4 separate regions of the Homo sapiens genome follow, and all the other regions are linked to region 3. A link is a contact called in ENCODE Hi-C or POLR2A ChIA-PET data. All regions are on one chromosome and are shown on one strand. Each heading gives the region's core, a stretch centred on a gene start or an enhancer-like site at or near the end of the contact. The rest is flanking DNA. Distances are from core to core; before and after follow the strand shown. Region 1 holds the start of WHAMM (WASP homolog associated with actin, golgi membranes and microtubules). Region 2 holds the start of SNHG21 (small nucleolar RNA host gene 21). Region 3 holds the start of TLNRD1 (talin rod domain containing 1). Region 4 holds the start of EFL1 (elongation factor like GTPase 1).

The links. A loop is a pair of places that touch in the nucleus more often than their neighbours do. ChIA-PET counts read pairs that join two places held with the same protein, here RNA polymerase II (POLR2A). Pooled maps may share reads with other maps.
Region 1: a loop to region 3 is called in a map with no recorded cell type, with 22 times the contacts of the local background. The contact joins the promoter of WHAMM here to the promoter of TLNRD1 in region 3. A Hi-C loop is called at or near these places in 3 of 37 single-sample maps with no recorded cell type and 8 of 50 pooled maps.
Region 2: a pooled map shows a loop between it and region 3 (9-fold over the local background). The contact joins the promoter of SNHG21 here to the promoter of TLNRD1 in region 3. A Hi-C loop is called at or near these places in 6 of 50 pooled maps. POLR2A ChIA-PET finds 5 or more read pairs at or near these places in 2 of 52 experiments (OCI-LY7 and activated CD4-positive, alpha-beta T cell).
Region 4: a loop to region 3 is called in a map of B cell, with 5 times the contacts of the local background. The contact joins the promoter of EFL1 here to the promoter of TLNRD1 in region 3. A Hi-C loop is called at or near these places in 1 of 168 maps with a recorded cell type or tissue (B cell), 1 of 37 single-sample maps with no recorded cell type and 12 of 50 pooled maps. POLR2A ChIA-PET finds 5 or more read pairs at or near these places in 1 of 52 experiments (activated CD4-positive, alpha-beta T cell).

The regions. Positions count from the first base shown.
Region 1 is chr15:82,806,477-82,814,062 of GRCh38, forward strand. WHAMM (WASP homolog associated with actin, golgi membranes and microtubules) reads left to right here and starts at 3,152. Exons shown (of 10, transcript NM_001080435.3): 1 at 3,152-3,859; 2 at 6,627-6,800. The coding sequence starts at 3,251. RefSeq lists silencers at 3,408-3,537, 3,558-3,667, 3,888-4,057.
Region 2 is chr15:82,748,804-82,755,642 of GRCh38, forward strand. SNHG21 (small nucleolar RNA host gene 21) reads left to right here and starts at 1,761. Exons shown (of 3, transcript NR_110098.1): 1 at 1,761-2,045; 2 at 5,826-5,981. It overlaps FSD2 (fibronectin type III and SPRY domain containing 2), which reads right to left. Exons shown (of 13, transcript NM_001007122.4): 13 at 6,559-6,839. RefSeq lists enhancers at 1,445-1,574, 1,865-1,934.
Region 3 is chr15:80,999,411-81,005,946 of GRCh38, forward strand. It overlaps TLNRD1 (talin rod domain containing 1), which reads left to right and starts at 1,513. Exons shown (of 1, transcript NM_022566.3): 1 at 1,513-6,378. The coding sequence starts at 2,862. The coding sequence ends at 3,950. LOC128071545 reads left to right here and starts at 2,732. Exons shown (of 1, transcript NM_001414893.1): 1 at 2,732-2,869. The coding sequence starts at 2,732. The coding sequence ends at 2,869. RefSeq lists silencers at 1,141-1,830, 1,871-2,330, 2,681-2,810 and an enhancer at 3,304-4,188.
Region 4 is chr15:82,257,296-82,263,983 of GRCh38, forward strand. It overlaps EFL1 (elongation factor like GTPase 1), which reads right to left and starts at 5,439. Exons shown (of 20, transcript NM_024580.6): 1 at 5,319-5,439; 2 at 4,393-4,502; 3 at 1,793-1,860. The coding sequence starts at 4,483. It overlaps SAXO2 (stabilizer of axonemal microtubules 2), which reads left to right and starts at 5,523. Exons shown (of 4, transcript NM_001348699.2): 1 at 5,523-5,637. The coding sequence starts at 5,585. RefSeq lists a silencer at 3,369-3,555 and enhancers at 5,564-5,653, 5,674-5,743.

The DNA of each region.
Region 1 (7,586 bases), core at 1,902-4,401, 1.8 Mb after region 3:
GGTTTCAATAGATTCTCAGAGGTGCTCATGAACCATACAAGGTTAAAAAACATTTTGGGGGCACTTTTCTAATCAAAGCACAGGACACACTTCCCATATAAGCCTTAAGCAAACATTATTATTTTTTTTTTTTACTTGCCATGGTATGGCATAGAAATGGGACTATCCAGCCAATACATTCCTTATGGACTATGATTGACTATTTCTCTAAGCTTTAGTTTAATAATTTATAAAATGACAATTTAGTGTTAATGTTCTTTTCTTCCAAAATTCTGACTCTGTTAAGAAGTTGAAAGAGTCTAGGTGTTGAGGAAAAAAGTGAGTGTTAACTGTGGGTGTGTTGCAAAATTCCTACTTTGATGCTGAGCCCACAGACCAGCATAACAGTATAATCTCTCTCTCCTCTCTCTCTCTCACATGCACGCACGCACACACACACACACACACACACAGTGTAATAGTCAGAGTTGTCCAGAGAAACAGAACCAATAGAATGTATACATATATGGAAACAGATTTATCATAAGGAATTGACTCATGTAATTATGAAGACCAAAAAGTCCCAAGATCTGCAGTTAGTAAGCGGAAGATCCAGGAGAGCCAATGGTGTGGTTCTAGTCCAAAGGCCAGCAGGCTCAAGACCCTGGAGAGCCAATGTTTCCATTTGAGTTGGAAGGCAGGAAAAAAACCCATATTCCCACTTGAAGGCAGTTAGGCAGGAAGAATTCCCTCTTATTCAAGCTTTTGTTCTATTCAGACCTTCAATCGATTGGATGAGGCCCACTCACATGAGGGAGGGCAACCAGTTTTACTCAGTCTACTAACTCAAAGGTTAATCTCATCCAGAAACACCATCACACACACACACCCAGAATAATGTCTGACTAAACACCTGGTGACCCAATCAAGTTGACACATTAAAATTAACCATCATACATATATATACATATGCTATAGACAGTTTATATTCCCCTAAAATTCCCATGTTGAAACCAAATCCCCAATGTGATGGTATTTGGAAATGTGGCCTTTGGGAGGTGATTAGGTCATGAAGGCAAGCCCTCATGAATAAAATTAGTGCCATTACATTGGGGGTCCCAGAGAGCTCTTCCATGTGAAGATGCAGTAAGAATACAGGTATCTACGAACCAAGAAGCAGCCCTTCCTTACCAGACACTGAATCTGCTGGTGCTTTAATCTTGGACTTTCCAGCCTCCAGAACCATGAGAAATAAATGTTTGTTGTTTACAAGCCACCCACTCAATGGTATTCTGTTATAGCAGCCTGAATGGACTAAGACATATATTAATATATAGAGAGAGGATAATTTTATTTTTTCTTTTCTTTTTTTTTTGAGGCAGAGTCTCACTGTTTCGCCCAGGCTGGAATGCTGTGGTGCAATCTCGGCTCACTGTAACCTCTGCCTCCTGGATTCAAGCAATTCTGATGCCTCAGCCTCCTGAGTAGTTGGGATTATAGGGCATGCACCACCACGCCCGGCTAACTTTTCTTTTTCTCTCTCTTTTTTTTTTTTTTTTTGGTATTTTTAGTAGAGACGGGGTTTGGCCATTTTGGCCAGGCTGGTCTCGAACTCCTGACTTCAACTGATCCGCCCACCTCGGCCTCCAAAAGTGCTGGGATTACAGGTGTTAGTCACTGCACCCAGCCACCCACGACAATTTTATAATTAGAAAGATTGACAGTTTCCGCTTGAAAAACCAAATAGATAAGAAAACTAACAGAAATAACACAGTATAAAGCAGATAGTAAAAAGATATAATGTGAGGAATATACAAGAAAGATATTTAAAACAGACTGTTAAAAATCATAAGTAACTCATATTAGTTAAAATAGTATATTAAAATAGGGGAAAATCAATCACTTCAGCTAAAAGTTTATCTCTCCAAGAAGACTGAGTGACTGAGTCCCAGGGCCCAATCCCCAACCCTCACACCGGCAGCAGGCATAAAAGGGGAGGGACCTTCAGACAAAGGCACCTTTCCATCTTCAAGTTGCATTCCACAGAGGTTCCTAGATTTCTTGAGGTCATTTTCAAGGCAGAGAGATGCCCTAACTAGAGCTTTAGCTTCGCCCTGATTTTTTCGTTTGCTTATTGTTTACCCTTGGGGATAACAGCAAGTACAAAATCTGATTCCAACTTTTCCCAGCTCAAAACCTTCACAAACACTTTCACTTGTTCCCGAATCAACACCTCACAGGCCTTGCTTTGGCAAACGGCTCCTGATCCCAGCTTCCTGGCATCTCCCTCCTTTCCTCCTCCCATTCCCACCACCTGTCTCAGTGCACTCCCAGGATGGGAGCTGACATGGACTGTATTTCTCAGTCTACACTGCACATTTCCTAGGCAGAGACTAGGGCCGTCTTGGTGCTTGTTGCATGAACAGATTTAGCTCCACCCTGACACGTAAACTGGATTTCCTGATATCTCCTTAAACAGGCCTTCCGTAGCCAGGGGGGCATGTCGAGCCCGAGTGTCGGTGTATCTTAAGTTTGTCTGGGCCTCCGTTTCCTTAACTCTAAAGTGAAGAGTTAGAACACAGATTGTATTTAAACACCCTGGTTGGGAGCTGCAGTGCCCTGAATTCCCCCTCTTACTCCACCCCCTCAATACTGACACACAGCCGACACTCAATAAAAGTTTGTTGAATTGACAAAAATAAATTTGCGGCTTCTTGCCCAGTACTTGGCACTTAGAGGCCCTCAATAAATGACTATCGAGTTTATATTTCATCTCCCCAACGCATTTGTGACATTCTTAAGGGCGTGAACCATGTACTCAATAGGGCCCTGATGATAGAAAAGAAAATCAGCTTGGTCCCTGTTCTCAAGTTCATAGTTTAGTGTGGGAGACTAATACAATAACTCGCCGATTCAACAGATATTTTTCCAACGTCCGTATGTATTGGGTGGAAAAGGTGAGGCAAGAGTTGTATTTCCCAGACTCCTGAACAGGTTGCGAGATGATTGACTCCTGAGGGAGACCTTCTCACCTTTTCATTGGTTGTCGCTGGCCCTCTCGTCTATCACCCAACCAACCCCGAATGCCTCTTGTAAGCCCCACCTCCGGCAGCCAGCCAATCAGAAGTGCCGGGGGCCAGGGTGCTGCTGGGGCACTGACGCGGTTTCGATTCTAGCGAAAAATGATTTGGCTCGGACTGTCCCGTGACAGGCGGTGCGAGGAGGCCAGGCCCGCGCCCGCCGAGCCCTAGGGCCGCTGCTGCCGACAGCCATGGAGGACGAGCAGCCTGACAGCCTGGAGGGCTGGGTGCCGGTCCGGGAGGGCCTCTTCGCCGAGCCCGAGAGGCACCGGCTGCGCTTCCTGGTGGCCTGGAACGGCGCGGAGGGCAAGTTCGCTGTGACTTGTCACGACCGTACCGCGCAGCAGCGGCGGCTGCGCGAGGGGGCCCGGTTGGGGCCCGAGCCCGAGCCCAAGCCTGAGGCCGCCGTCTCCCCGTCCAGCTGGGCCGGCCTGCTCTCGGCCGCGGGGCTCCGCGGCGCGCACCGGCAGTTGGCGGCGCTGTGGCCGCCTCTGGAGCGCTGCTTCCCGCGGCTGCCGCCGGAGCTGGACGTGGGCGGCGGCGGGGCCTGGGGTCTGGGGCTCGGGCTGTGGGCGCTGCTGTGGCCGACGCGCGCGGGTCCCGGCGAGGCGGCGCTGCAGGAGCTGTGCGGGCAGCTGGAACGCTATCTGGGCGCGGCGGCCGACGGCTGCGGCGGCGCCACAGTGCGCGACGCACTCTTCCCGGCTGAGGGCGGCGCGGCCGACTGCGAAAGCCCGCGCGAGTTCCGGGAGCGGGCCTTGCGCGCGCGGTGGGTCGAGGCGGACGCGCGGCTGCGCCAGGTAAGCGAGGCCCGGTCGCCGGCGTTCGTCCGCGCTTCCATGGCCTGGGACACTGTGGGAGGCTCCCCCGGCGCCGAGAGCCCTGGCTGACGGCTGACGGGGAGGAGCCGGCGGGCGGAGAAGGCCGCGGGCTCCCCAGTGCCGTCACCTGCGCGGGACCGCTGCGGGAAACCGGCGGGAGCTGCGGGAGGGTCTGCAGAGAGGACAAGCGAAGTTAGAGCCTAGTGTACTTGCAGCTGGGAGCTGGGCTAGGCCCCCAACTTTTGCCCTGAAGATGCTGGCAGAGCAGGATGTTGTAACAGGAAATGCCAGAAATATTGCAAGCAAGACTGAAAACAACCCATCCATGTAGGAAAGAATAACACGGACTAAATGTAAGCAATTCCTGTGTATGAGGGGACGTCGCAAATGGGATAAAATGGTTTAGAGGAAGAAATGGCTTTTAGGAGATAGGGTGTTTTGTTTTAAGTAATATATACTTGGTCAAATGGAAAGCCGGCAGAAGGTGAACTTTATTCATCAGTTTGGAATGACCGCATTAGTGCCCTTTTAAGCTTGAAAGAGGTAGTTTGAGAGAGAGTAATTATTTGAGTGGTAAACTTACTGAACCTAAGGGGAGGGGAAGTACAAGTTCACAGAAGGGTTTAGGAGAAAATATGCCTTCTAAGTCCACACCCACAGTTTATTAAGGAGAGCCAGGCTGGAGTCTCGGCTCACTGCTGTTATTAACCTGAATGATTTTTTTCTGTGCATTCTTCTGAGGAAGGGGAAGTGAAGAGAAGAATTCAGCCTAAGCTAAATGTAGAATAAGCTTTCCAAATTAAAATGGTTTTATAAAAGGAGCTCGTTAGTGGGGTCATTTTTGTACTGTGGGTTTTATGTGTAAATATCTACACACCCACTTCTCGTGTTGATTTCACTTTAGAATATGAGGAAACCACAGGGGAGTTTCAGGCCAGTCAGCGTTTGATCTTCAACTTTATCGTCTTCACCTTAGGATATGAGGAACCCACAGGGGAGTTTCAAAAATGATATCATTTTGTATCAGACTTGTTTTTTACACACTCGGTTTCTCACAGAGATAGGTGGTTTCTCCTTAAAATCGAACATGTTTATGATGTATTTTACTGTAGTAAATACTATCAGAAAAGTTATAGTTTTCCCAAATTTAAGTTCACTCTGGGGTACTATAGCATGAATGTAGTTCATACTGTTGAGCTAGCCGTTCACGTTAGTGTAGTTCACATATTTATCTGGAACTTAAAAATGAGGGGTTGGGAGAGGAAGCTTAAATTCAAAACGTGTTCAAATATATAATTTTAATATTTAGAATGGAAAAGCAATTGATTCTAGAATTAGACCAATTGCTAGTATTGCTAGGATATATAAAATGAAGCTGAATGTTTTAACTCTGGAATTTTTCTGAATAGTTTAAGAAATAAGGCTGAAATGTATCACTTGCCTTAAGTTTACTTTTGCGTGTGTGTTTTGATTTTGTTCAGTGAGGCTTTCACTTAAAAAAAAAACCCATAATATTATTACCTGGATAAAAAACTATAGCTGAAAGTAGATCACTTTATCCTTAAGCAGAAGGATGGAAATAGGAGAATTTAAGAATGTATTGGTTGAAAAAAATCTATATTATTTGATTTTATTTCTCTTCTTCTGGGAGTAAAATAATTTCCTGCCAAGTGAGTCCACCTAGATTATACACTGTTCAGTTTATTTTCTGCCCTGCAGCAGAAGCAGTAACCAGCAGAGACTGGAACCACAGTTGAGGCTCTGTAAATGAGGTGACTGCTAAGGGCTTCATGGGAATATTAATCTGGGGCATTAAGAGAATCAACATGCTGAAGTACTTGGAGACAGCTCTGTAATGTTTTATGAGGTCTTTTTTTAAAATTTTTTTCGAGATGGAGTCTTGGCACTGTCGCCCAGGCTGGAGTGCAGTGGCGCCATCTTGGCTTACTGCAACCTCCGCCTCCCGGGTTCATGCTATTCTCCTGCCTCAGCCTCTCCAGTAGCTGGGACTGCAGGCGCCCGCCACCACGCCCGGCTAATCTTTTGTATTTTTAGTACAGACAGGGTTTCACCGTGTTAGCCAGGATGGTCTCGATCTCCTGACCTCGTGATCCGCCCACCTCAGCCTCCCAAAGTGCTGGGATTACAGGCGTGAGCCACCACGCCTGGCCCTTACGAGCTTTAAAAAGGAATACAGCCTCACAACACCTTTACAGTCAGAAAAGTGAAATGAAAAAATATCCACAACCTCAAACCTTCTTTTGGGTCCCTTTCGCTGCATACTTAGTGCATAGTTGAGATTAAACTTTGCACTCTGCCTCTCCATTTAATATTATAAAAGTGTCTTTTTTTTTGAAATGGAGTTTCCTTCTTGTTGCCCAGGCTGGAACCACTGTCTCCCAGGTTCAAGCGATTCTCTGCCTCAGCCTCCCCAGCAGCTGGGATTACAGGTGTGAGCCACCATGCCTGGACAAAAGTCTCCATATTATTAAACAATCTTCAGAAGCACAGTGCTGAATGACTACAGTAATAATATTCTTACATGGATATATCATACTTTTCTTAACCATTCTTGTTTTATTGGGCATTTTTGATGGAGGATGATAACATTTTCATATTTAATCAGTATTTAAAATTGATGTATTAAAAGTTGAGAACATGAAGGTTTCTTTTGTTTAGTTTTGTTTGTTGGGTATGTATTAAATATACTGTCCTGACTTGAGCTTTATTCACATTTGCTTTCTAGGTTATTCAAGGACACGGAAAAGCCAACACCATGGTAGCATTAATGAACGTTTACCAAGAGGAAGATGAAGCATACCAGGAATTGGTTACCGTGGCAACCATGTTCTTCCAGTACTTATTGCAGCCATTTAGGGCTATGCGAGAAGTTGCAACTTTATGTAAGCTTGATATTTTGGTATGTTTTTTTAAAATTTTTACTTTATCAGATTTACTATTTGTCATAAATTATTTCTTTATTTACACTTAATGTTCAATCTCTGTTTGTACTTTGTTTGGGTTTACCATTATGTTTATTTATTTACTTATTTATTGATAGAGATGAGGTTTTGCCATGTTGCTCAGGCTGGTTTCGAACTCCTGAGCTCAAGCAGTCTGTCCACCTTGGCCTCCCAAAGCACAGCATTACATGTGCCTAGTTTACCCTTATATGTACATATTGAGTTTATATTTAAAATTGATAGAAAATGAAGACATTTACGTTGGTCATCTTAATAGCTTAAGATTCCTACAGATTTGAAAGAGTTAAATGTTTTTTCTGGTGATGAATTTTTTTTTTTTTTTTTTTTTTTTTTTTTTTGAGACAGGGTCTCCCTTTGTCAGCCAGGCTGGAGTGCAGTGGCATGATCTTGGCTCACTGCAACCTCCTCCAGGTTCAAGCGACTCTTCTGTCTCAGCATCCTGAGTAGCTGGGATTACAGGTGTGTACCACCACGCCCAGCTAACTTTTTTTGTATTTTTAGTAGAGACGGGGTTTCACCATGTTGGCCAGGCTGGTCTTGAACTCCTGACCTCAAGCGAGCTACCCATCTCAGCCTCCCAAAGTGCTGGGATTACAAGCATGAGCCACTGCACCCAGCCTGATGAATTGTTTTTGATGTGATATTTATTTGCTTCAGCTTGTTTTCCTCTAAGGACTTACGCAGATTTCTTAAAATAAGATGAAAATTTAAATAGCAGGACC
Region 2 (6,839 bases), core at 511-3,010, 1.7 Mb after region 3:
CAAAAACAAGAAAAAAACTCTACGCTCATAAATTTGATAGCCTAAATGAAATGGACCAATTTCTTGAAAGATACGATCTGGCAAAACTCACACAAGAAGAAACAATCTGAATAGGCCTATATCTATTTTTTAAATGGAATCAATAATTGATAACTTTCAGAAACAGAAAGTACCAGGTCCAGATGGTCTAACTGGTGAATTCTATGAAACATTTAAGGAAGAAATTATGCAAATTATCTATAGTCTCTTTCAAAAGATAGAAGTAGAGAGAATCTTTCGTAACTAATTTTTTTTTTTTTTGAGATGGATTTTCGCTCGTCACCCAGGTTGGAGTGCAACGGTGCCATCTCAGCTCACTGCAACCTCCACCTCCTGTGATCAAGCGATTCTCCTGCCTCAGCCTCCCAAGTAGCTGGAACTACAGGCACCTGTCACCACGCCCGGCTAATTTTTGTATTTTTAGTAGAGGCGGAGTCTCGCCATGTTGGCCAGGCTGGGCTCAAACTCCTGACCTCAGCTGATCCGCCCACCTCGGCCTCCCAAGGGGCTGGGACTACAGGCGTGAGCCACCACGCCCGGCCCCTACCCATCCTTTAAAGGGATACTCCGAATGTCTATGAACACTCAGATAAAACTGAACTAAATTTGAATCCACTTGTACTACATTTATTTGTCAACTCTTCGTTTGTCTACTTCTTGAGAACTTTAACAGCTGTACTGGGTTGGTTAGTGTCGCCCCCAAAATTCATGTCCTTCCTGGAACCTCAAAATGTGACCTTATTTGGAAAGAGTGTCATTGCAGATGTGATTAGTCATGATCAGGTCATACTGGAGTAAGGTGAGCCTTTTACCTAACAGGACTGGTGTCCTTATAAAACACACAGAGACAGAGACACACAGGGAGTATACCATTTGATAACAGAGGAAGAGAATGGAGTAATGCAGCTACAAGCGAAAGTACACCAATGATTGCTGGCTCCCACTAGAAGCTAGGAAGAGGCAGGAAGGATTCTATCCAGAGTCTCAGAAGAAGCAAGACCCCACTGACATCTTGATTTCTGACTTCCAGACTCCAGAAAGCGAGAAAATATATCTGTTGTTTTAAGCTATCCAGTGTGAGGTACTTGGTTATGGCAGCTTCAGAAAACTAATACAACAGCAATTTCAATTTCTACTTTATCTTCCTAGCCCCAAGAGTACCATGTGGCTATTAGAGTACAGGATTATGTAGGCTCTCAAATCCCTTCCATGGTAAAAGAATGATTGGGCTTCCAGCAGTGGCCAAGAATTGCCAGACGCTTATGAGCGCCTGCTGCGAGATGCTTGTACAGTGAATGCTCAATAAAGTGGTGGCCATTATAACCGCAAGCAATGAGACTACATAAATAGTAAGAAACGAAATAGAACAAGGGGCAGCGGGAGCAAAGAGAGAAACAAGGGCAGCTGAGGAAGGAAGCCTCAATTCCCCGGAGGACATCCGCGGGCGGAGGAAATGTGAATCTGCAAGTCGTTCTCCCAGACCCCGCTTAACGATTCCCGGCCCTTTCTCCACTCCCTACAGCCCTCGGACCCAGCAACAACCGGATCCTGTGCAGGTCTTCCCTGAGTCCAACGCGATTCTCCTGGATAACGTCAACCAGCTGAGCGATTCTGAGCCTGCGCGAAGCTCCTCGGCGCTTCCAGTAATGTCACGCTGGTGCGTGGGGCGGGACTTCCTCTCACGCGCAGGAAACGAGAAGGGCTTTTCCGCCGGAAAGAGAGTGGATTTACTAGGAAGGTGGGACGTTGGAGGGGTGGCCGCATGGAGTGAGTACTGTCTCTGGCCACCGAGCAGAGCCAGTGACAGCAGCGTCCTGGTAGGCAGGCAGGCGTATCAGGTTTCAGAGGATGCGGCTGGGAACGGGAGTAGAGGTGAGGGGTCGTTGCATCTGTCGCGGTGTGTATCTTTTGGGGGTTCAGCGCCACCAGCGACTTGGGCCTCATTCATCGCGCTTACATTTCTCCACCTCATTTGAAGAACGAGCTTCGTAGCCCACGGAGCTGAGGTTAGTATAAATGTGGAAGGGAGAAGTATGCACTCACCAGACTAAAGTTTACAGTTTTCACATAGGTTGTGCTGTTCTGTGTCCCATAAGGGCCTGCGAGAACCCAGACATTCTGAATCGGTGACGCCTGCTGGAGGCAGCAACACCTGTTGCATTAATTTTAGAACACACACACACGGAGTTGGTAATTCTTAAGCTTCCTGAATCTGCTGGCGGTCATTTGGTGTCAGAAGCAGAGCAAAGCCATCTTGGTCATCTCCCTCCTTTTAGCTTAAACCGAAGCATGATGGGGGAGATAGGCCGAAAGTTATACAGCTTGTTAATAACAGAGCCGAGAGTGAAAGCGCGATTTCTTCATTTTTAGCCCGGAATTATTTGTTGTACACCATACTGTTTCTTTGCATTGCTAGACAATTCGTCTTTTTTTACGAGGTTGACGGGGAGTTGCAAGGAGGAGTGAAAAGGGTGGTAATGTACATCTACATACAGTATAAATCCATGAAAGGCAAAATCCGTGTGTGTTAGGAGTTAGAACTGTGTCAGTCATCTACATCTTCCATAGTTTGTAGATGGAGATGAGTCTGTCACGTCGCTCTGTCATTTCCCTTTTAGCAACAGATGTGTAGTAACAATATGTGAAGAAGGAACTTTCATTGCCTGTTACATACATTTACACAGAGCGGCCTGGGGTTCACTGAGCAAGCTATGTGCTCACCCTAGAAAACTGATTCTGTAGAGTGCACTGCAGTCAAACCTCAGCTGTTTTAAGTAATCTTACATTTGGTGCTTGTGTGGCTTAAGTGTCTTGTGCATTATTGCAGTCATCTCTCTCATGTTATGAAATGGAAATGTGTTGTAGGAAAGTGGCAAGCCTGTGAAGAAAGTAAGTGAGCCTGAGGCCCAGAAAACCATACATTAGCAAATACTGAAAAACTGTTCACATCACATAGGGGGTATCTGAAGTACTGAGGAGCTCATTTAACCGGATGTTCATTGTGGGGAAGCCATGAATAGCCTCCCTCTCCTGGGTTCAAGCGATTTTCCTGCCTCAGCCTCCCGAGTAGCTGTGATTACAGGTCCATGCCACCATGCTCGGCTAATTTTTGTATTTTTAGTAGAGACAGGGGTCTCACCATGTTGGCCAGGCTGATCTCGAACTCCTGACCTCAGGTGATCCTCCCACCTTGGCCTCCCAAAGTGCTGGGATTACAGGTGTGAGCCACCGTGCCTGGCTCCTATATAAACAATTTTCAAACTTGTTGGTCTCAAGAGCCACTTAACAGTTATTGAAGACTCCAAAGAGCTTTTGTTCATATGAAAATAGTTTTGACTTCACTAACCCCCAGAAGGGCTTTCAGAAGCCCCCACAGAAACCAACTTTTAAGAACTACTTTATGCAGATGTTTCAAAGACATTTTAGATTATGTAGAGGAATGATTGCTGTTGTGATTGTGACATAAGCAGAAGTATCAACTTAAAAATGCAACAACAAGCACAGTAGCTTGTATTTCCAGTAGCTGTATAATTCCAGGCACAGAGAACACAAACAGATGTCCATTTTTAATTCTTTTCTTGTTTTTTTTGAGACAGGACCTCACTGTCACCCAGGCTGGAGTGCAGTGGTGCAATCACAGCTCACTGGCAGCCTCGACCTCCTGAGCTCAAGAGCTCCTCCACCTCAGCCTCCTGAGTAGCTGGGGCCACAGGTGTGTGCTACCACCCTGGCTAATTAAAAAAAAAAATGTTTTGTAGAGACAGTGTCTCTCTGTGTTGCTCAGACTGGTCTCAAACTCCTGAGCTCAAGCCATCCTCCCACCTTGGCCTCCTGAAGTGTTGGAATTACAGGCGTCAGCCACTGTGCCTGGCCTGTGATATTTTTCTATGCTTGGAAAGTTTATTAATCAGCTAGGATACTTCTCTACAAAAATACACATATATAACTTGAGATTTAAACTTTTCTCAGCCAGCTGTGGTGGTTCACACCTGTAATCTCAGCACTTTGGGAGGACAAGGTGGGTGGATCACTTGCGCTCAGGAGTTTGAGACCAGCCTGGGGCAACAGGGCAAAACCCCATCTCTACAAAACTGCACCCAGCTATTTTGTATTATTTTTATCTCGTTGCTTTTTTTTTTTTTCTTTTTCTTTCTTTCTTTTTTTTTTTTAGTGGTTTCAGGCAGTGGTTCAGACCAGCTGCTAGAGAATCATGGGCTAAGAAGAGAAGACTACCAATTTAGTAGATTTGGACATGGACAAGCCACAGGCAGTTTCTCTTCTCACTCTCTTGGCCAGTCATCTCTTGCTCACCTTCCCCTGCCAGTAGCCAGTAGCATGTGACAGCCTCTATATTCCATCTCCCTTTTCTCCCTCTTCCAGAACTAAGATGAGTTTTCAATGGATAACTGTACAGAAACATACCCACTGCTGAGTTTATAATAAATAGGTAAATGGTGTTTAAAATGCCTTCTGTAGGAATCCTTGGTAGATAGTTATATGTGGTTGTTTTTTGGGAAGTTGGCTTGAGGTTCTTTGAAGGGCTGGGAACGTGTATTTCTTTTGCGTGTGCCTGTGTGTGTCAAAATTTTATATGTTCATCAGTGCTCTACACGTTCAGAGAAACGTTTCCAATAACGAACCATAGAATGATCCCTGGAGCATAGGATCCCACTGTTTGAAAATTCTAGCCATCGATCACTTTATAAGAAAAGGATGAAATTTCAAACAAGGAGTTTGTTTATCTGATTTCCACCCTACAGATAATATATAAATTTGGCCAAAGTTGTTTGGGGAAGAGGGGCTGTTGTTAGGTACTGAGCTATAATACTTTGTTGCTTTGTATCACTTTTAAAAGTGACTTTTAAAGATACTTGACATTTGAAAAGGAATCACCTTTGATCTTTCTAAGTCCCTAATTTGACATTACCTTTATAGCATATAATTTATTCCATAAAGTCTTAGATCCTGAAACTAGTGGAAAGCCAAATACTCATGTTGTGCTATAAATATAGGATTGACAGTTAAGCTTACTCAGTAGTCAAGGGGGCGGCTTTCACTCACCAGCCTCCAGGGCATATGAACCAAATTTATGATTCAGAACATTTAAAATATACATTTTGAAGATCTTTGGGCTCTCTTAAGTATAGTCTAACTATAATAAATATTAAACATGTCAAAGGTCTCTTGCAGTGTTGGGAAGAGCATTCTAAACCACATACATCTTTCCCATCCCCAGATTGTTCTGTGTCCCCTCCCACTCTTCCCAGATTAGAAGTCACCATGGAGCACTATTAGTAATGGGACTCTGTATCAGATCTTTAAGGTGTATTGGGACAGAAGAAAGGTTGATATTTTGGGGTTGTTTGTTTTTTTTGAGACGGAGTTTTCACTCTTGTTGCCCAGGCTGGAGTGCTATGGCGTGATCTTGGCTCACTACAATCTCCGCCTCCCTGGTTCAAGCAATTCTCCTGCCTCAGCCTCCTGAGTAGCTGGGATTACATGCGCCCACCACCATGCCCGGCTAATTTTTGTATTTTTAGTAGAGACGGGGTTTCATCATGTTGGCTAGGCTGGTCTCGAACTCCTGACCTCAGGTGATCTGCCTGTCTTGGCCTCCCAAAATGTTGGGATTACAGGTGTGAGCCACCATGCCCAGCAGGTTCATATTTTTAATGTTTCCTTCTACTCCCCAAGCACACACAAATTTGAAAGCTGCTTTGCTTTCTAATAAAGAGGCTTTTCCTTTGATTTTGGAAGATAATTTGATGTCTCTTTTCTCTTTGCAGGTATATGAGCTCCCTGAAAGCACAAAGCAGTTATTTCCATCTTCAGATCATTCAGAGATTATGAAGGCACAAACCCTGCCTTCAATTTGCTTATAGTCAAGTGGAGCAGACACAAGTCAATGATTGCAGTATAGCCACTGAAGTAATCTAAAAGAGGTGAGTGTGGCACTTAACCTCTCCTGGGAGGGGGAGGAATAAGGCAGTGTTTCCAAGAGGTGATTTTGGAGCTATACAGGCATTAGGTAGACAAGGAAGGGGAGGTCCATTCTGGGTGCCTAGGACTCTGTGGCTGATTTATAAATCGTAAATGGTACAAAAAACAGTGTTGAGTATCTTTTACCTTTCTCCAGAGTACTGTTCTTACTTTTGGATAGTGCTTCTTGTTTTTTCCTTCCCTCTCCCTGTCCCTGTCACCTTTAAATTAAATGAATGTTTGGAAGGAAGTAGGAGGGTAAGAATCTTTCTGGGTGGCAGAATAATAGATGGGTCTACCAAGAGCGATGTATATACCCAGTAAAGCCATCTCTAAAACTGTGTTTCTGCATTGTTACAGTGCATAGTTGGGAAATCTCAGTTTTGTTGGCTGTGTACTTTCCCAGTGAATGGATTATATTCCTTTCTGCGAGCCAGTCTGTTTGAATTTAAGGGCATCTCTTAAATTCCTTTCAAGCAAGAGACCTAACATTTATACTTAGGAATGAGAGTAGTAGAGACAGCAAGATTAGAATCCAAGTTCATATACCAAAACATTTTTATTTGCTATGTCTGAGTGACTACATGTTGTTTGAATCAACTGCAGGCTAATTTGTAACATTTCAAATAAATGATAGTTTAATTCCTCCAGGATTTGAGTAAGGTGAAAATAGAGCTAAAAACCATGATTCTGTCACAGTCTGGGAAAATGAAAAAGCAATCAATTAGTGAGTTGGGCTTAATTTTTTTTTTTTTTTTTTCTGGAACTGGTGATAGCAGAAAACAAGCAGTAAAGTAGTCAGACATGATATACTTGACAAG
Region 3 (6,536 bases), core at 263-2,762:
TCCAGCTGTTTTTTTTTTCTCTTGTAGAAGAAAAAAAGGAATTAACCCTACATAATTACTTCCTATTTCAAGTCAGTTTTATTGACCTCGGTTTGCAAACTAAGTGGGCTCATCCGGATTCTAAAGATATTTAAGGATACTTTCAGTTATAAGTAGGATGACTATCCATCCAGGTTTGAACCTGCTGTTCATGGTTAATTTATTAATAGCATGTCTCACAGTTCATTCTCAGAAATGCTTGGATATGGCCGATAAATTGAAACGTCATCCTAGTTAAAAGTAACGTTTTTAACTGGCTGGAGAAAGGTGACTTGGGGTTCTAGGAAGGGACAGAGGAACAAACATTCTGTTGGCTCAGCACGCCCAGCCTGTGTTGGGCTGGGCACCTTAGAGGACCTGTTTCAGGACTGCGTGACTGGCGTTTTGCTGGGAGTAGCCCAGGTGTTTTAACCACTTCCTGAAGAACAAGGTTCGGTAAAAAGAGGCTGGGGCGTAGGCGTGGGTTCCTGTCCCTGCCATATGCTGTCTTCCTGATCTTCGGAAGTCACTTCAAGCACCTGATCATCAGTTTCCTTATCTGTAAAACTGGAGTAGTAATGTTTCCCTCCAAACGCCGTCGTATTTAATTCATTTAACAGCAGCCACTATTATTCCATTATACAGACGAATAAATAGACGTTATGAGAGGGCAAAGTGCGCTGATCAGGGCTCATAATAATTCTAACAGCTACTGTTTAGGAACCAAGTACTCAAGCAGCCTGTGCACAATCTCTAATTTCTAGAAGAGAAGACGGATACTTGGAAAGAGAACTTGAACAATGTCATGGAACTCATAAATGGCTTGAGAAAGGCTGATCCTAGGAAATCTGCTTCAGAACCCGCGCTCTCACTGCATAAGGCGTATTTCAAGGGAGGAACGGGCAGGCATCTAGCACCACTCTTCGGACTCCCCATCCAGTGCTCTTTTCCTCTTTTCGTTACACTGCACTGCTGGTCGGAAACCCATCGTGGAAGTGGATCAAACACAACAAAGGGCAGGGGGCGTTGGAAAACCGGGCGAAGTCGCGCAGACCGAGACGACCCACCGGCCCCAGCAAATCACCAGGGGCCGAAATCCAGTGTCCTCCTCCCTTCAGCCCAGAAGCCAGGTCACCTTTTAGACTTGCTCTCTTGGCGGGGAGGAAGCGTGGAGCCCCCTGGTCCGGCTAAGAGCTTACGTAAGGCCCGCGGGCGGCTGCGCCCCGGTCTCCCATGGGTGTGCGCAGAGCCCCCGGGCCGGAGCAGGCCTTCCCCTGTCCGCTCCCCCAGTCTCTCGGCCCAGGACCACGGGGGAGTTCAGGACCACCGGCCCCACGCCGGCAGCGTCCGCGTTGGGCGGCGGCGTCCCCCGCAGCCACCCAGCTTCCCGGGGGAGGAGCAGCGCATCGCGCAAGCATCCGGGAGCGGCGGAGGGGGCGGGAGGAAGGGCGAGAGGAGGAAGCGGGATTTAAACGAAAGGCGGTGACGCCACACAAAAGATTTCTATAGGCTCCAGGGAGGTTACGGCCGAGGCGGCGGCGGCGGCGAGCCCGGGGGCGAGGCGCGGACGGGAACAGGAAAAGCCTCCGGCAGCCCCTGCGGGCGGCGGCGCAGCCACGGCCGCGCTCCGAGGTGAAGCCGCGCGCGGAGAGGAAGCGGGTGTTTTCCCCTCTGCCTTTCGGCCCCCGCCCTTCCTTTCAGTTTCTGCCCGCTCGCTCGGAAGTTGGCGGTTGACAAAAATGGCAGGAGCCGGGGCCCGGGCCGGTTGCCGCAGCGCCGCGGGGACCTTCTGAGTTGGCCCGGTGGCAGGGAGACTCGTGCAGGGGCGTCCGATGCGCGGGGCCCGGGGCCTCGGGAGAGCTCAGCTGCTGCGGGCCCCAGACGAGGCGACAGGGATGGACTTGCGTAGACAGCCAGCGCCGGGCCGCCGGGCGCGCGGTCTGGGAGGGCGTGCCGCCGCGGCGCCGGGCCGCGCTCTGTGAACCGGCGAGGCGGGAAGGGGCCGCCGTGGTGCTCGGCACGCCCGGGCGTGTGGCGGGCGGGCGAGAGCTTGAGCGCGATCCGGGCGGCCGCTGTGCGCAATCAGTGCAGGCTCCCGCCCGACTCTGACTCGGCGCGGCCGCGACAGTGCCGGCCACACCCTCTGCCCCGCTGCCGCCGGCGCCGCTTCCCAAGAGCTGGAGGCAGGAGATGCGCCCGGGGCGGCCGCGCGTCCCAGAGAGCCAGCCCCGGCCGCCGTCGCGGGGAAGTGCCGCCTGGTGGGGTCACGGCGCCTGAAGCCCACGTGCGCCGCCGAGCCCGAGGTGGCCTCGAGCGCGGCGGCTGACAGCACAGCCCGCCTGAGCTGCCTCCCGCGCTCCTCCCCGAGGAAAGGATTTTGATTTCAAAGAAAGGAAGGAAGGAAGGACAACTCCCAGCTTCCCCGTCCCGCCCTCCCCGCTCCGAGGGCCGCGCCAGGCCATGCCCAAGAAGGCGGCGGCGGCGGCGAACCAGCAGAAGGGACTTTCCTGGCAGCCCGGCGACGAGGAGCGCGGACAGTGAGTTTGCTCTGCCCCGGTTCATGGTTCCTGCAAGCCCTCTAGGAGGCCGAAAGCTGCAGCCCCTCCCCTTGCCCCGAAGAGCCTTCCGCGTTCTCTCGCCCTCGGGCCCACCCCGCGCCGCCCGGGCTCCCGCCGCCGCAGCCCAGTGCCCTCTGCCCGCGGCGGTGGATGGCATGATGGTGCGGGGAAGGCACCGCGGCCTTGGCCAGCTGAGTCGCGACGGCCGCCGGGGCGGCGGCAGTGGCCGCGGCAGCGGCGGTGGTAGCGGGCTCCCCAGCGGCATGCCAGTGCCCCCCGGGCGCGATGGCTAGCGGCAGCGCCGGGAAGCCCACTGGCGAGGCGGCTTCTCCGGCTCCTGCGAGCGCCATCGGCGGGGCCAGCTCGCAGCCGCGGAAGAGGCTGGTATCCGTCTGCGACCACTGCAAGGGCAAGATGCAGCTGGTGGCTGACCTGCTGCTGCTGTCGAGCGAGGCGCGGCCCGTGCTCTTCGAGGGCCCCGCCTCCTCTGGTGCCGGCGCCGAGTCCTTCGAGCAGTGCCGGGACACCATCATCGCGCGCACCAAGGGGCTCTCCATCCTCACCCACGACGTGCAGAGCCAGCTCAACATGGGCCGCTTCGGGGAGGCGGGGGACAGCCTGGTGGAGCTGGGCGACCTGGTGGTGTCGCTGACCGAGTGCTCGGCCCACGCGGCCTATCTGGCCGCTGTGGCCACGCCGGGCGCCCAGCCCGCGCAGCCGGGCCTGGTGGACCGCTACCGCGTGACGCGATGCCGCCACGAGGTGGAGCAGGGTTGCGCCGTGCTGCGCGCCACGCCGCTGGCCGACATGACGCCGCAGCTGCTGCTGGAGGTGTCGCAGGGCCTGTCGCGCAACCTCAAGTTCCTGACGGACGCGTGCGCCCTGGCCAGTGACAAGTCACGGGACCGCTTTTCGCGGGAGCAGTTCAAGCTGGGCGTCAAGTGCATGAGCACCAGCGCGTCGGCGCTGCTGGCCTGCGTGCGCGAGGTGAAGGTGGCGCCCAGTGAGCTGGCGCGCAGCCGCTGTGCGCTCTTCAGCGGGCCCCTGGTGCAGGCAGTGAGCGCCCTGGTAGGCTTCGCCACCGAGCCGCAGTTCCTGGGTCGCGCGGCAGCTGTGAGCGCCGAGGGCAAGGCGGTGCAGACCGCCATCCTGGGCGGCGCCATGAGCGTGGTGTCGGCCTGCGTGCTCCTGACCCAGTGCCTCAGGGATCTGGCGCAGCACCCCGACGGGGGCGCCAAGATGTCGGACCACAGGGAGAGGCTGAGGAACTCGGCCTGCGCCGTGTCTGAAGGCTGCACCCTGCTATCTCAGGCTTTAAGGGAGAGGTCTTCGCCCAGGACTTTACCGCCAGTGAATTCCAATTCTGTGAATTAGCACCCCACCCCCATACCCCTTCTTCCACCCCCAGACTAAAGGAAGATACTTACTCTCTGCCCCTCTCCATTTATACCAAAGAAATCATAGGTGAAACCCCCTACCCTCCCCAACGTTAAATGCTCGAGAGGAATCTTCCACAAGGCAGGGCCATGCACGCAACCTGCACACGCACTTGGAGGGCCCAGGTGTCTCTCCACCAGCCCCCATGCAGTAGGGACTGGAAGATATGTCATCTGCTGGTTGTGTTATCACTCCCACCCCCTACCCCAGCCCGTCTTCCGGAATTTCTCAACTAAATTTCATTATTGGGCAGGAAGGAGGTCATGGGTTCATTTCATTTTTGTTTTTTGTGTTTTTAATTAAAAGAAAGGTTACCTCAGTTTTCACTCCTTAGACATGGATGTAGCTACCTTTTTTTGTATGTCTTTTTTTTTTTTAAGCAATCGTGTTGAATTAGGAGTATACTTGGTGTGGAAAGAGTATGAATTTGCCATGTGATTTGCAAATGGGGGGAAGCTACTGTGAGCGTGTGTTTTTTTAATTTACACTATAGAGTGATTTTTTTTTCCCCCAACGTCAAGTTTTTACCTTGCATGTACTGGAGTATTTATTTCATCTATTAAAATGTTATGTTTCTCAGATGGCTTTTTGCAATTATTGTTGATTTTTCAATAATTGTAATTTTGCATGCTGCATGTCATGTATGGGAAGGGTCTGTGGGAAGGCTATTTCAATAGTAGTGAGGCGGGCCCCCAATTCCCAGCCCTTTCTACTATTTCCTCAAGAAAAAGTACTGCTCAAGAAGTACTCCCTTGAGCAGCCTGGAACTGAAGAGAGGACTATGTGTAACGTTCTATTTTAAAAGGCAGGTGACACAAATGGGATTGGGTTATGTAGAGTGCTTGGGACGGTTTTGTCTCATTTTTCCTGGAAAGTGATTTAGCTCCCTTTGTCTCCACTTACCTTTCCATCATCATGAACAGTGGCTCAGGCTGCTTGAATTCTGATTTGTATTCTGCCTATCATTTTCAGATTAAATCCTAATCCTGTGTGGTATGCCAGCCTTCCCAACTCAGAGTCTCTGGATGGAACTCTAAAAGTACTGTACATCAAGTGAGAATAGTTAGCATCTTTTATGTACACAGGTCTATTCAGACAAGATCCTCATGATTTCAGAAAAAATATAGAGAGGGTCCTAGACTGCTTAATAGAGGAAAGAAGTATCCTGGAAAGCTTGTTAAGAACGTTCTAGAGCCACAACATGATTGTAGGCCAAGGGCTTGTTTTTGTGACCTTGATCTAAGATAATGCCATGGTTGATTGTATGTTGGAAGAATCTTTGATTGGAATTTGGAGTAATATTAAGGTAGTTTGTCTTTTCTGCAGACATTTTTAGGAGTCTTTTTGTGTGAGTGGTGGTGGAGTGTATAGTTTTGTTGAACCTAGTTAAATTCTGAATATCTTCCCACTAAAAGCACAACAAATCTATTTACAGTGCCTGAAGCCTGGGAGAGCCACATGAGTAAAAACTCGTACGTGGTTTAGATTTGTTCCATTTACATTTTTCTTGGGATTTGTTGTGCTTAAACCTTTGCAGTTCCCACAGATCTGAAAAGAAAGCATTTTTCACTGTAATACATTAAGAGAGAGAGAAAAAAGTCATATTGACTATTTTACTTGTTTGAATCGCTGTTTTTATTACAATGACATGAAATACAACGTGTAAAAGTCTTTAACCTGTGTTGGGTAAGGGTAGGACTGTTTCACCACCCTGAATTTGAAATTTGAAAAAGTCTTAAAGTGGTAGGGTACTTAAATTTTTAAAAAAATGACCATGGGAGCAGTTTTTCTCTGTTAAATCCTGGTAAACTTCGGGTTTTTGAAGACTTTAAAAGATGAAAATGACCTTGAGCATCTTTATTCCTTTCCTCTGCCCCTTAATGTTGGGATGGGGTTCAGGATGAAAGGGAGGTGGGATTCTAATTCATGTGCCAGTGACAATCCTGCATGCATATAGAAATTTTTATTTATTGAATGTACACAAGTAATGATGGAGTTTGATTATATGGTTCATTTTCATTTATCCTATGCAGATCACAAAGAGTAAACTGAAAGGAACAAACGCTAAGTAAAATAAGGGCCAGAAATCTGTAAATTTGGTATTAGATTAAGAAAAAAAGAATTGCCAGTTTTTTCCTGGACTCTTTCCTTGCAGAAGCGATTTTCAGGACAACTCAAGCCAATTAAAAAAAAGAAAATCACTTTCCCTATCTGTTTGGATGAAGTTAACTAGCTAGTCACTAAGTGAATTTTGAAACCTCTTACCTAAATGATAGCTGCTCTTGGTGTTTCTTTATGCTCTACGTTTGGTCATGTAACATGCATAATCTCTGTTCTCTGAAGTTGATTAAAGTTCTAAACTTAAGCGTTTTCACTGCTCCTGCACCCCCCACCTCCCATTTATAACATAAAGTTCAGGGCTTTTCTTCCAGCAGGTGTCTTGAAGTGAATTCTGCTTGTACTTTTTTTCTAGCAGATTTCAAGAAGCCAGAGTGAGGAATGCTAGGCAAGGGGATTGGGCAC
Region 4 (6,688 bases), core at 4,189-6,688, 1.3 Mb after region 3:
TCTTTCTGGGTATCACATATTTCTGCCTCCTCTCTTTTCTTCTTGATCATCTTGCTGGTGTTTTGTCAGTTGTGTTACTCTTCTTTAAAGTCATTCATTCAAAAATATTTATTTATATATACTATGCTTTCTATATGTCCAAAGTACAGTGAGCCACATTAGGAACATTACCAGGTCAAAAGTGTCAAATGTTCCTCAACAATGTCAATGAAAAACAAAACAAAAAAGTTTCCTAGTCAAGAGAATCAAAAATTGTCTATATTGCTAGTAATTGTTTAAATTAATAACTTTATATTTTTAGAGCACCTTTAAGTTTACAGAAAAATTGACTGAAGGTTCCCACATACTCTCTCCTCCCACCCACACAGTTTCCCCTATTATATCTATCTTGTATTAGCATATGGTGTGATACCTTTGTTACAACTGATGAACCAATATTGATGCATTATGATTAATTAAAGTCCATAGTTTACATTAGGGTTCACTCTTTGTATTTGTTAGCTGGGTTAATCTTTTCCAAAAACAAACTTCTGGCTTCACTGATCCTTTCTATAAAATGTCTGTTTACTATTTCATTAATTTATGCTTTACTATTTCCTTTCATCTACTTACTTCAGTTTTGTACTTTCTCTAAATTCTCAAGTGGGGAAAATATAAGCATTTCATTATTTCACTCAACCTAGTTTTCTTCAGCCTCCTCTAGATAGTATCTTGGGCCAGCTTCCCTCCCAACCCACACATCAATTCCCAAATCGATCTTCAAGTCTATTGGGTCTACCCTGTGGATTCAATTTTGCTTCTCCGTCTCCTCTTCTCTCTATTCTCTGTCACCTGATAAACCCTATTGATCATATCCTAAATTCATTATGGAAACGAATATATCTTTATTTTTCTACTGCCAAGTAAATTATTCCAAGCCCTTTCAACTCATAGCTACAAATAAAGATCTCTTTAATTTTATTTCCTCAAACGCTATTTTCAGGCTAGGTGTGGTGACTCACACCTGTAATTCCAGCACTTTGGGAAGTCAAGGCAGGAGGATTGCTTGAGCCCAGGAGTTCAAGATCAGCCTAGGGAACATGGCAAAACCCTGTCTCTACAAAAAATTAGCCAGGTGTGGTGGTGTGCACCTGTAGTCCCAGGTACCCAAGAGGCTGAGGTGGGAGGATCACCTGAGCCCAACAGGGCGAGGTTGCAGTGAGCCGTGCATGATCACACCACTGCACTCTAGCCTGGGCAACAGAGTGAGATCCTGTCTCAAAAACAAAAACCAAAAAACCCACTATTTTCATCACAATCCTCAGGCACAAGCAGCTTTCCTTTGATACTTAGGTTAACTTTTAAGGTCTTCTATAATCTTATTCTCCCTGCCAGTATGTTTTCTCTGTCACTAGTCTCTAGGCAAACACTCCACTCAAATAGAGCACAACACACAAATTAGCCTTTATCCGTCTTATTTCCCACTACCTGGTAGCTTTTCTGTCTTCTCCTCAAACCACTCAACTCATTCACCTACAAAGAATCTCTTGCGCTGTGAAATCTTCCACAATGGTGTATCATTTGCTTGCTGCAAAAACTCACTTTTGCACTTAGGATAAAGCAATACAAAGCAATACAGAAGTAACTATTTTTCTCCTCAGCATTTTTATCTTGCAAAATGGATTGGCAGCTTTTAGACGCAAGAATTATGTTTTATACCCTTTTGGATGGCTGAAGAACACAGAAAATGGTTCATCACATTGTTGATAGCTAATACTGAAATGCAACAAGTATTTATAAAATAATAACATACCTTGCCTGCTAGGCGGCTGGAGATGATTCCATTGCTAGATATAAGACAGTCAGCCAGAGTAGTTTTTCCTGTTAAAATAGCAACATCAATTCAAATCTATATCTTTTTTAAAAGGGGTCATGGATCATACCTATAGATTTAAAATCTGGTCATAAGAATTGGTTTAGTAAAGATTTTCTATTTACCTATGCTAGGTGACAAAAGAGATTTATTAGACTTTTGAACAGAATATCATCTGGAAGGACACAGAGGCTAGCACTCTATAATGCTGTAATCTTATCTCCAACCCTGTGGATCTACTCAACCTCATCTGAAAAGTTGTCAAGTAACTTTAGAGAACATACTCTTTTGCCATATTTCCCCATGCATGGCCTCAGCTGGAATTTGCTAAACTGTCTTAAGAAAATACTTACTTATCAAAGAAATTCAGGAACATTATCCATATCTCTTACTGTTTGTAATATAGCATGTGGAGGGCATAAACATACTGTAACAACCAATGAAACCTAGTATCCAAATCTAAACCTAGGAATCTACTTTAAAGCAAAAGAATCTTCGAATATATTTATAGTTACTTTTATTAAGCAGACTACATACAACTAAAGTCTATGAGATTTTATGTGATATAAACAGGTGATTCTGTGTAAAGAATGTCAGGGGTATGCATAATTACTACAACTGGGTTGGAGTAAGCAAAGGAGGGTTTTTTTCCTTCAAGACAAGTCTTTATTGCACTTTAGGAACTTCAGCAAAGCTATGGAATCTCTGTATTGTTCAAACCAGAGACCAATGAGTAGGAGAACTGAAGATATTTAACACTGCTATCTGTCTGCAATGTAAATATGTATTAGCATATAATCCTAGAGCATCACTTTCCTGCTACCCAGTAAAGCTGAATTTATTCTAAGTACACCAAGTATATACCTCCCTAGAAAATAATTATCAAGCAAGCAGGAACTTTGCTTTATTCACAGCAGTATCCCTAGGACCAGAACAACGCTTGTCATATAGAAGACCTTCAGAAAATACTTGTTGAATGGATGAATCCCAGGTTTTTTAGGATAGTAGCAGCTTAACATAATTTTAAACAATACATTTAAAGTAATTTGTTACACCCCACTAACTTTCCACTTGAATAAATTCATAAAGAAAAAAAAAACCCTTTTATCAGCCTTCACATTCTCAAAATGTGAGCAGTAAAATTATAAAAACTCATGGAGGCAGGGGTTACTCACTGGATTTGTACTAAAACTCATTCACAGCTGGCTTCACTTGTAAGTGATCCACTATCTGTCTTTCTGTCAGTTTCCATACTCACATTACTTCAGCTCTTCTATCAATGACAACAGCCACCTAATCTCTGACTTTGGATCCATCCTAAGCATGTCTACCAATCTAATCTTTCTCATGTTTTATTTGATTACATCATTCCTGCTCCATGTTTTCCCCCAAAGGCTCCCTACTGCCTAATAGTAGACATTAATGATCGTTTTCATGGTGAAGCGTTTACCTTCCCTCTCATTATTATCACATTTAATCCTATAGCCTATAAAGCAGGTATAGTTTTCATCCTGTTTTACAGATGCTGTATATTGAAGCTCAAAAAGGCAAGGTATGTAACTTGAAAATGGAGATCTGAACTTAGGTTGTCTAACTCCAGAGCTGGAGCACTCAACTCTTATCCCAGTTCCTAGCTGGCATGAGCAGCTCTATGAGATATGACTCAGCCTGCTTCTTCACCTCGCCAACTGGTCCTTCATCTTCAGGATGGTAAATATGTTTTATTTCATATGCCCATCCCAATCACTTTGCTGTGGTTACCTAAACTACCAAGAGGTTTGAAATCAAGAGGAGGCTTAGCATGAAGGAGCGCTATGGAGTTACAGCAGTATCTGTCAGAAGAACATACCATGGGTTAGCTATCTCTGCCTTTCCCATATACTGGGCTTTGACCACATATATTTCCCTCTCCCCTTGATGACACATTCCCACCTGTAATGATTATCTCCATTTGTCATCTTGAGCCCCCTTCAAGTGTCATCTCTAATACTAATTATGTTGTGAGGTCTTTTCCTAACCCCTCACTTCCTAATCCTCTAGTTCTCCCAACCTTAGAGTCTACTTTTTTCTCTTGTTTGTCTCATTTTGCTCTGCTCCCCGTTAAAACCTCCCCTGGGCTAGTGCCCTACTCATAAATCTCCACCTTCAGACATACTAAGCAAAATATCTTGAACTTAACAGACGTTTGATAAATATCTGATGAATTAAATAGGATCACATACCACAGACTCTAAGGACATTATGTCAAGACTACAGACATTTTATATGTAAAGCCATTTCAAAAACAAAAAATTCAAGTTCTGCTTTAAAAAACAACATGACATAATATATAGAAGAATGCTACTCACTAGGTAACCGTGTTCATTTCAAATGCTTTATAGCAAAGCAGGCTTCCCTAACATCACACAAAACTTTTAAAGAAAGAAGACTTGCTTCTTAGCAAACATCACTCTCAGCTGTCCACAGCTTCACTCCACTGAGACATACAGAGACACATCTCCCTTATTTATCAAAATAAGCCATTTAAAAAGTATTCTTACCATGGTCAACATGAGCCAAAACACAAATATTCCTGATGTTGGCAGTGTTTTTCTGGAGTTGAATCATCTTATCCAAACTGTTGAGCACCATGATTACTTATTTCCTGTGACTAAAAATTAAATATGTATTACAAATGGCCCAGAGGCTAAAGGTCGGGGCAAAAGAAAAAAATAATAATAAACGCTGGGAGGTGGCAAGCTTCTCAAACCCCTTAAACCAAGAACCCAGTGAATGTTTATTGATGAGATAGACCACCAAGGCCTAAGTCCAGTTCGAGCACTAAAGTCAGTATCCTACCACGATTACACTTAAGGAGTTTGCTCATCCTTCCGGATCCAAAGGCTGCGATGAATCACGCAGCTCGAGGGGACTGGGTGCACAGTGACACCAGTAACCCTGCCGGTGGAGGAGTACTCCAGTAAACATCTCCAGGCCAATGACCACGTACAGGAAGGGTTGCATCCAGGAGGGAGAGAAAATGCTGAAGAAGATGCTCCCTTTCTCTCTTCAGTCTTCCCCCAAGTCCCTCATTCTGACATTCTCGCTCGTCCTCGCGCGAGGTCAAATACCCAGCTTTATTCCTGCCCATGGAGCCCGAACAAAGTTTTGGGTCACGTGCTTATTATCCAAGCAGGTGCACTGCCGGTCTTTCATTCCTTTCTAAATAAAAAGGAAAAACCTCTACACTACATGCCCTTCATTTCTGCAGGGTCCCAGATTCGTTCTCTTTGAGGATCCTGGGTCCACACAGACAGGCGACCGCCCCGGCCCCAGACGGGAAGCGGCACTCCGGGGACCGAAGCTCCCAGCCCGCGCTCGGCCCCAGCCCCTGTTCCCGCCTCAGAGCCGCAGCGAGCGGGTTCCTCCGGCACCGCCCAAAGGCTGGCCTAGGAGGTTCCAGCCCCCAGCGCCAGCCCACACTCACCGGCTGCAGCAGCCCCACCAGCCCCGCTCCTTCTCTCGGGTCGCACCCACACCGAGAGCTTCCGAAAGTCCGAGAGCTCTGCGGGTCCGACACGCCCGCGCGCCAGGGGGCGGGGCCGGCTGTCGCTCGACCTTTCACCCGCACGTCTCTGACGCCGCCGGAAGCCGGCGCCGAGTCTGTCACCGGGCATCCCTCTGTTGCCTTGACTACGGCGGGCGCTGTGGGAGTGGAGAAGCTGCAAGTGCTGAGGCGCGGTGGAGGAAAGCATGGGAGCCAAGAGTATGAGGAGCTGGTGTCTGTGTCAGATTTGTAGCTGCGGGTAAGAAACGGCTGGTGTAGCGGCGGGCCCGGGCTTGGGAGCCGACCTAGGGCCTAGGTGCACGGAGCCGGCTCCTCGGGAACCCTGAGAGTGGCCGTCCCCCGGAGATGAAGGGACGAGGGCGCAGCGACATCCCCACTTATCCCGCTCCGCGAATACTCGCTCCTCACCCGCCTGCTACCCGGGGGTAAAACGTTTGTTCGTAGCCCCTGAGACTCCCAATCAAGGATGCAAAGTAAAATGCCACCCGGGCCAGGTAAGTAATATATGTGAAGCCGCGACGGGATATAACGCTGGTGAGTAGTGGGATGTGATCCGACTGGGAGAGTGCATTTCCACCCCATAATCCCCCACCACGAAGATGAGAAAGAACAGTGCTCAAGGCCCTGAGTCTGCAACCCATATCACATTTTCTTTCATCTGTAGCTTTCTGTCCTCCCAGCCAGACCATATTCCCATTCCCGTCCAGGCAGCAGTTCTTTGGGATCCGCCTGACTGAAAAGTCAGTAAGTAGTCCCTACCCTGAAATCTAGAATCCAACTGTGAGTCCTGCCTAACAACCTTCCATCACCTGTAAACACAGTCCTCTCCTTCCTCAGCTTCACTATTGACCCAGGGATTAGATCATTATTTGCTAAGTAAATATGAACGTTGTCAATCCCTGGTGTATTTGTAATCCCATTCAAAGAAAACACCTACATGTTGATGGAAAGCAGTTTTTTTAATAGTCTCATAATAAACACAGTTCATAATTATATATAGATTAAAATATCAACAAATTAACTTTGGGTGTATGAATCCTCAGACTGGTGTGCAGGAGAAAATTTTTACTTTTCTCCTAATTTATATTCAACGCAAGTTCCTTTCTCATTCAACTGTAAGGAAATTCAGTCTTCATTATGTTGAGGGCCACCATTGGAATGGCGTGATTTTACTTCTTGTTTGTTTGTTTTGGGCTGTGGTTGTTAGTTTTGTCTTTTTAAGGGTTTATTTTTATTTTTTGACAATGCAATAAATACACAAGAAGTATCATAAAAATCTAAGCAAAAAT